Linked DNA regions of Homo sapiens: region 1 is linked to region 2. Evidence: chromatin contacts called from ENCODE Hi-C or POLR2A ChIA-PET data. All regions are on one chromosome and are shown on one strand. The core of a region is the stretch at or near the end of the contact, and the rest is flanking DNA. Distances in the headings are between cores, read along the strand shown. Region 1 overlaps MCF2L2 (MCF.2 cell line derived transforming sequence-like 2). Region 2 overlaps MCF2L2 (MCF.2 cell line derived transforming sequence-like 2).

Region 1 (3,701 bases), core at 925-3,424, 160 kb before region 2:
AATAAATCCTAGTGGTCACTTTCTCAGAATGTAAGATATCGTCATTTAAAACATGTCACCTGTGGCTACAGAGTAGAGCCAGATGGTCTGAAAAGACATTAGTAAAATATTCTGAGCCACAGAGATGGAGCTGAACTTGGGTCACCCTCAGTCTCCTAGGCTCCTGCCTCCCTAACAAAATGTCCTTGAAGAATGGGACAGTTTAACTGCGTTTCAATCATAGTTGTTGGTCCTACAAATCAACATTTGTATAACTAAGCATGGATATTTATCACTGTGTTTCTCTACTTAGTTTCCTTATTTTAACTTCCAGTTCTGGGTTCATTATTAGAAACGGATTGGAGAAAGTACTTTTATTAGATGGTACAAGAGCAGTATTTCATATCAATGGTTAATTTTGTTATTGTTTCTATTTCTTTCTTTCTTTCTTTCTTTTTTGAGACCGAGTCTCATTCTGTTGCCCAGGCTGGAGTGCAGTGGCGCAATCTCGGCTCACTGCAACCTCCGCCTCCCAGGTTCAAGTGATTCTCCTGCCTCAGCCTCCTGAGTAGCTGAGACTACAGGCACGTGACACCATGCCCGGTTAATTTTTGTATTTTTAGTAGAGACGGGGTTTCACCATGTTGGCCAGGCTGGGATTGTTTCTATTTCTAAAGGACTTTTCTATACGGAATCTGTTGAGGGACCTATTTAAGTTAGAGTAATTTTTCTACATTCATTTTCCTCACATACAGTGTGATGAATAGTCTTTGGTGTTCGTTGTGTCCTCTTTTTATGATAAGTGGCCTAAAATGGGGTCTGATATTAGTACTCTAGGAAGGAATAGGAGAAGAATAGTGTTATTATTTGGCCTGTGAATTGTGATGAGACTTACTCCTTTGTATTGAAAGACTCAGTGGGATTATAATAACTACTCAGCTTTAGAAACCAGCCTCGTCAGAGAAGTGAGTGCAATCTGGGCCTCTTACTATTATGAAGTGTGAAGGGAAAATAAATCTCAGGACCCCCAAATCATTAAGCCAAAGGGTAGTGAAGCTGGGAAGTGCATCAGACAAACCTGCCTCCCATTTTATTCCTAAAGAAGATAGCTACAAAGATAAAAAAAAAAAAACGATATACCTCCCTAAAGATAAAAAATACTATATACCTCCCTCACAATTTGCCCACAAGGAATTCCTCGTGGAAAAAAGACGGACAGTACTCAGAGTTATCCCTCTGCCCCTGTGAAACAAACGCCTATCTGATTGCTTCCTCTGCCCTCCTGTTTCACTAAGCCAAACTGAGGCATAAGTGACTATTCCTCTACCCTCTTCTCACATGTAAATTGTGTATTGTGTAAAAGGCTAATCAGAGGCCGGGTGCGGTGGCTTACACCTGTAATCTCAGCACTTTGGGAGGCTGAGGAGGGTGAATCACTTGAGGTCAGGAGTTCAAGAACAGCCTGGCCAACATGGTGAAACCCCATCTCTACTTAAAAAAAAAAAAAAAAGAAAAATTATCTGGGCCTGGTGGCATAAGCCTGTAATCCCAGCTACTTGGGAGGCTGAGACAGGGGAATTGCTTGGACCCAGGAGGCGGAGGTTGCAGTGAGCTGAGATCACCCCACTGCACTACAGCCTGGGTGACACAGTGAGACTCCGTCTCAAAAAAAAAAAAAAAAAAAAGGCTTCTCAGAGACTCAAAAGACTGCAACCTTTTGTCTCTTATCTACCTATGAACTGGAAACCCCCCTCACCCGTGGAGTTGTCCTGCCTTTCCTGAATGACTAATGGACATCTTACGTGTATAGATTGATGTCTCACGTCTCCTTAAAATGTATAAGAGCAAGCTGTGCCTCCAGCACCTTGGGCACTTGTTGTCAAGACCTCCTGAGGCTGTGTCACAGGTGCGACCTTACCCATGGCAAAATAAACTTTCTAAACTGATTGAGACCTGTCTCAGATACTTTTGGGTTCACAGAAGGCAATGGAAAATACTGTTTTTCAAGTGTCTAAACAACATTAACGAGCAAAAGTGCTGCTTTGATGGAGTAGCTGGGGTGAGGTGTGGTTTTCGCTGGACTGGCTGTGGAACTGTGACTCAAAGGGTCAGGGAGATGAATTCATTCATCTGACTCATCAGGATGTACATCCAGAGTGTACAGTCACGAGTACAGAGTGTACTTGTCAATCCAGAGTGTACAGTCATGTGGGCAGCTGTGTTGCCCAAGGAGGGTAGATTTGCTTCAGAGCCCTCAGGGAGGATACCAGAGAGGCTAGATTTTGGGCACCCAACTGAGGCCTGAAATCAGAAGGCACTCCTTGGTTTTATTAAGAGTAAATGGTGGCACTGGCAAGTAAGTCTTACATGTCACGAGAATTTAAGTAAATTGTAGTAAAGGGCAGGAAACAAAGTTAATATGCCAGGCTCTTGTCCTTCTCTATTTAAAAACTAGGGGTCTGATGTTACTTCTTCCCAGTGGAATGACCTCATATGTGTATGATGGCTTTTCTTTGTTCATTTGCCTGGGTGATTGTTTTAGAATACCTCCTCACTGTTCTGCCTTTGCGTCATCTATTCTGTTTTGTTCAGATAGAAACCCACGTTCCATCTTTCGACATTTCAATTTAGATTGCTTCAGAAATTCAAAACACAACTTTTGCTTGAATTTATGAGTGCTAATGATTGTAAACATCTGGAATTTGGTCTTAGTGGAATTCTTGATGCATGATTTTTCTTCTTGGTCACTTGGCAAGCCAGAGACCCTGGGCCTTGCCCGATGCCCCACCCGGGCATTGCTCGGCCACACTACTGAGGCCCAGCTCACCTGTGTTATAGCTTGCATCCGCATCTGCTGGTTCCACACGACAGTGTAGAAGAACAATTAGGAAAGGGTAGGTATATGTAAAATACATGAGGGGTGGGGATCCATCACAGGAAAGCTCGACAAATGGGAAGACAAGTTCTCAATCCGGTCTGAGGATTTAACTTGTAGCTTGGCTTTCAGGCTTTAAACTATCTTCGGCTTGGAGAGGGGGTTTCACCGGGGACCTGCCCATATCTGCCTGGGCATTTGGCTGCCTCCTGCCACTCTCATGATCAATTATAAAGATGATAGCCACATACCATAACAAGCAGCCTCCTCTCCTATTTATTATGTGATATGGGTTGTTACAGTGAAGAATTGAGATGAAGTTGGAGAAGTTAGTGGGTGAGCGATTAGCTATAAAATTTGTGAATGTTGCCTTTTTAAAATCAAACTTTGGATGTAGAGTAGACAACTGTTTGCCACGCCCTTCAACATTTATTATGCAATCAAGAAAGTTTTCCAAGACTATGAGCCAGAGAGGGCTTGACTTTTTACTATTTATTTACTATTGTCAACTAAAGAATGAGGAGGTTCATAAATTTGGAAAGGAGAGCTTTATTTCTCATAAAGAGTTCCAACCTGCAGGGTGACCATTCTGACAGGCTGGGAAGCATAGCCTCCTGCCAGAAGCTGGAAATGGACTCTTCAAGAGAGGGTCTAGAGGGAACAGGAATTTATGTTGAGCAGGGTGGCCAAATATACTTCAGTAAGCTATAGGAAGAGTCTGAATATTTATACAAGGAGAAACGTGCACACACACAATTGAGCTTCTTGCCCCTTCATGGGTCTCATGTACAAAAAAATGGCAGCATTAGCATGATCTGAGGGTGGAATATTTGGCCCTCTGATGTCA
Region 2 (3,919 bases), core at 62-2,561:
GCCCAACAGATGCCGAATAAACAGCCCTAGTGGTACGTTATATGGGGACCTGCTCAAGCTGGAAAGGAAGATACCTCTTTGCCCCTGACTATTGTAATCACAGGCTCCCACAGCTTCTGCTTTTCATTTCTGGACTCAGGCTCTGTGTGGACGCATTTATACAGATGTTTCCTGCTTCTTTGTGCAGTAAGTTTGTGACAGTCATATTAACTCTTACTACCTGGAATGGAAACACGGGCACCCAAAAGAAGCTCTTGCTGAGGCCAGCTTCCCTAGATTCACTCTCTCAGCCAGACTCTTCATTTGGCCAATGTAGTCACATTTGAAATCCTTGTATCGGGGCTCTTACCTGCAGAATGCCCAGGTGTGAAAGTGGTAGCATTTACTAATTGATTTTGCTATCACTTCTTGTACAGAGGAGGCCATCTAACTTATCGCTCGCTCATTTGAGGTAGCCGCTATGTTCCATCTCTGAGTTCACAACCATCAGGTTCTTCCACACACCGTGTGACATGGCCACACTTCTTTGTTACTGGTGGAAAACAGTTGGAAGTATATTCGTTTCCTAGGGCTGATGTCGCAAGGAACCACAAAGTACGTGACTTAAAACAACAGAAATTTATTCCCTCACAGTTTTGACGGCTAGACGTCCAAAGGCAAGGTGAGAGCAGGCCCACGTTCCCTCTGAGGGCTCTCAGGAAGAATCCTTCCTTACCTCGTCTGAGCTTCTGGTGACTGCCGGCAATTCTTGGAGTTCCTTGGCTGACAGCTGTGCCACTCCAATTTCTGCCTCTGCCTTTGCATGGCTGTTCCCTCAGCGTGCGTCTCCATTTCTTTGTTTTCTTTTTTTATAAGGATACCAGTCATTGGATTTGGACCCATCCTAACCCAGGGCAACCCCATCTTAACCAATTGTATCTGCAAAGACCCTCTTTCCGAATAAGATCATATTTTGAGGGTCTCATAGACATGAGTTTTTGGGGGAACACTATTCAACCCAGTACAGGGGCGTCGCTGAATGAACTCCTTGGATAAATCAATATTCCCTCACAGTGATGAGTATTTTGTTTCCTGTCCCCTACTCCCAAGCACCACTAAATGCCAATAAATAAATAAATACTAGGGAATGCCAATAAATAAATAAATACTGGTGAACACGTATCTGAAAGAGGTTGTGCAACGTGGTCTCCGACCTTGAGATCAACTACAGTCTAGTTGGAAAGAAAAGGTACACGTGACGGAAAAGGTCATTCTTGCTCCTGCTCAGGGAATGTCCCTGCAGCTTCCTGTTGGAGGCGGAGCAGCTCCACACAGCACAGTGAACAGTGTGTGTGCCTGCCCTTGGTCAGCACCGTGTAGGGCATGTGCTCACCCGCTGGAGATCGGACCTTGGGCGTGGAGATGGGCAATACCGTCATATGTGTGGTCCTGAGAACATTTGTGCAACATGACCCAGAGGATATGTGCCCATATGTTTCTGCCAGACTTGAAAGACCCAGCGACTCCCCCCGAGTCACTTCCAGTAATAATGGGCTTACTGGAAAGCTGACCTGCAGCTTCTCAAGAAGTCACGATGGCAAAGCCAAGTTCGCGGAGATGGGAACTGAGCAAACCCAGGATCCACAGCACCTCTGGGGCCTGGGCCTGGGGAGGGAGCCGGGGTTCTTACCTGTGTGACCCGCCTGTATATGTCAAGTGCACCCACATGCCTGCTCGCCCCCCCTCTTACCACCTACTGACTGTTTTTTTCCCTTCCGTCAGTTTCTTCCTCTTCCTCATAATTTCTAATGACTCACCTTCTTCATAGTTCTGTTTCCTTCTCGTTTATTCCACTGCCTGCTTTCCCCTAAAGCATCTCACAGCCCCGTCTCCTGCTGGTCACCACTTCCTCCTGTTTTCTTCAGTTCAGGGAGAGATCACATTGCCAACCCCCAACCCTGGCACATTGTTTTTATGCTGGGGGCCCTATGGTCAGCTGCTGGTACCTCTCTGGATTCACATCCTCTGATTACTTGCCTATGAAGGTGCAGCAGCATGGCTGTGGATGGGGTGATGAGGAAAGTTCAGAGGTAATAAAGCACAAACCTTGCTGCCTGAGGCTGCCTCTTCAGCATTTCTGGTTGGGGCTGTTTCCTCTACAATAGCCTTGTGGATGCCTTAACTCACGTCACCCCATCTTCACAAGTCATTAGAGAGTGTACACCTCGACTTATTCCCCCTTCCCCTATCATCCTAGCCTCTTCTAGAATTACTTTGACAGCTGAGCCTCCACACTGACCAAATGTGTTCTTACAAGCAGCTTTACCTAAAACATGTTCCTCTTTCTATCATAGGGCGTGGTTGAGGATGTTGCTCAGTGACAACATATCACTGGGAGAAATGTTTCTTATGTCTTAGTAGGAATAGCTGTGCTTTTCCTGAACAACCGGTTTGTGTATGTCTTCAGACATAATAAATCGTACCACTCACCATGTTTCCCTCTGTATTGCTATTAGAAAGTCAGAGCCAAGTTTACATCAAGTTTAAATGGCTTTATTATATGCATTTTACATATAACCTCTTCATCTTTTCTTTTATCTTCTACACCTTCTGGAACAGTTCATCTGATTTATTGTCTTTATATTTAGGGATGGTGATCTCCCTATGTTGCCCAGGCTGGCCTCAAACTCCTGGACTCAAGTGATCCTCCTGCCTCAGCCTCCCAAGTAGTTGCGACTACAGGCAGGCGCCAAGCTCCCAACTTCTTTATTTTTTCTTCACCTTAATTCCCTCGGTTATTTTCTATCTGTCTATACTGTATATATTTCTGTAAGATGCGTCGAATGTTTAAAATGAGGTAGAGAGTGAATACATTGTAAGATAGAAACTACAAGTTTGAATATCCCTTAGCCAAAATGCTTGAGGCCAAAAGTGTTTTGGAGTTTTTTTTTTTTTAGGGGAGGATTGGAGTATTTGCATACGTACTGAGTTATGTTGCAGATGGAACCCAAGTGTAAACACGAAATTCATTTATGTTTCATGACACCTTATACACATAGACTGAAGGTAATTTTACATATTTTAAATAATTTAGTGCATGAAGGCCGGGAGCAGTGGCTTATGCCTGTAATCCCAGCACTTTGGGAGGCTGAGGTGGGCAGATCACCAGAGGTCAGGAGTTCGAGACCAGCCTGGCCAACATGCTGAAACCCTGGCTCTACTAAAAATACAAAAATTAGCCGGGCATGGTAATGCACGCCTGTAATCCAAGCTACTCGGGAGGATGAGGCAGGAGAGTCCCTTGAACTCAGGAGACAGAGGTTGCGGTGAGCCAAGGTCGTGCCACTCTACTGCAGCCTTGGCAACAGAGTAAGACTCCGTCTCAAAAAAATAAAAAATAAAAAATAATTTTGTGCGTGAAGCAAAATTTTGACTGTGTTTTGACTGCCACCCATCACATGTGGTCAGGTATGGAATTTTTCACCTCCAGTGTCATACTGGTTCTCAGAAAGTTCCAGATTTTGGAGGATTTCAGATTTTTTAAATTATGGATGCTCAACCTGTGCTGATAACATTTGTTTATGTGGCAAATATTAAGTATCTACTTCTACCAGTTGCCTTTACTAAAACATATTTCCTGCACTATTTATGTCGATATTGATTATGAATTGAATGGATTTAAAGGAAAAAGCAGTCACTAAGGTCTGTAGTGATTACATTTGAGTGGGTCCTTGATGGATGCAGATAGAGTGAAAAAATTCTCCAGGGTCCTCATGGACCTATCCACCCTTCTGTTTTGGAATGTGGTGAACTGTTAACACAGAACAGGAGCATTGGCTTTTAGGAAAGAAGGCCTCGTGGCTGGGAGTTTGAGGGTTTTATTCACCACAGTCTACATATGTAAATTTTCCAAAGAAGAAAATAGAAAATTAACATAGGA

The links. Hi-C counts contacts between places; a loop is a spot of excess contacts on that map. ChIA-PET counts read pairs that join two places held with the same protein, here RNA polymerase II (POLR2A). Pooled maps may share reads with other maps.
Region 1: a pooled map shows a loop between it and region 2 (1.9-fold over the local background). The contact joins two enhancer-like sites. A Hi-C loop is called at or near these places in 1 of 168 maps with a recorded cell type or tissue (naive thymus-derived CD4-positive, alpha-beta T cell) and 5 of 50 pooled maps. POLR2A ChIA-PET finds 5 or more read pairs at or near these places in 2 of 52 experiments (activated T-cell and activated naive CD4-positive, alpha-beta T cell).

The regions. Positions count from the first base shown.
Region 1 is chr3:183,369,429-183,373,129 of GRCh38, reverse strand. All of the region lies in intron 3 of MCF2L2 (MCF.2 cell line derived transforming sequence-like 2), which reads left to right. Among named protein-coding and RNA genes, the nearest start is that of MCF2L2, 57 kb to the left of the region's middle. Within about 2 kb of position 2,174, at least 10 of the 41 ENCODE cell types and tissues checked have a DNase peak (open chromatin) inside an H3K27ac peak, as active enhancers do.
Region 2 is chr3:183,208,951-183,212,869 of GRCh38, reverse strand. The region is part of intron 22 of MCF2L2 (MCF.2 cell line derived transforming sequence-like 2); the gene reads left to right. Among named protein-coding and RNA genes, the nearest start is that of B3GNT5, 42 kb to the left of the region's middle. Within about 2 kb of position 1,311, at least 13 of the 41 ENCODE cell types and tissues checked have a DNase peak (open chromatin) inside an H3K27ac peak, as active enhancers do.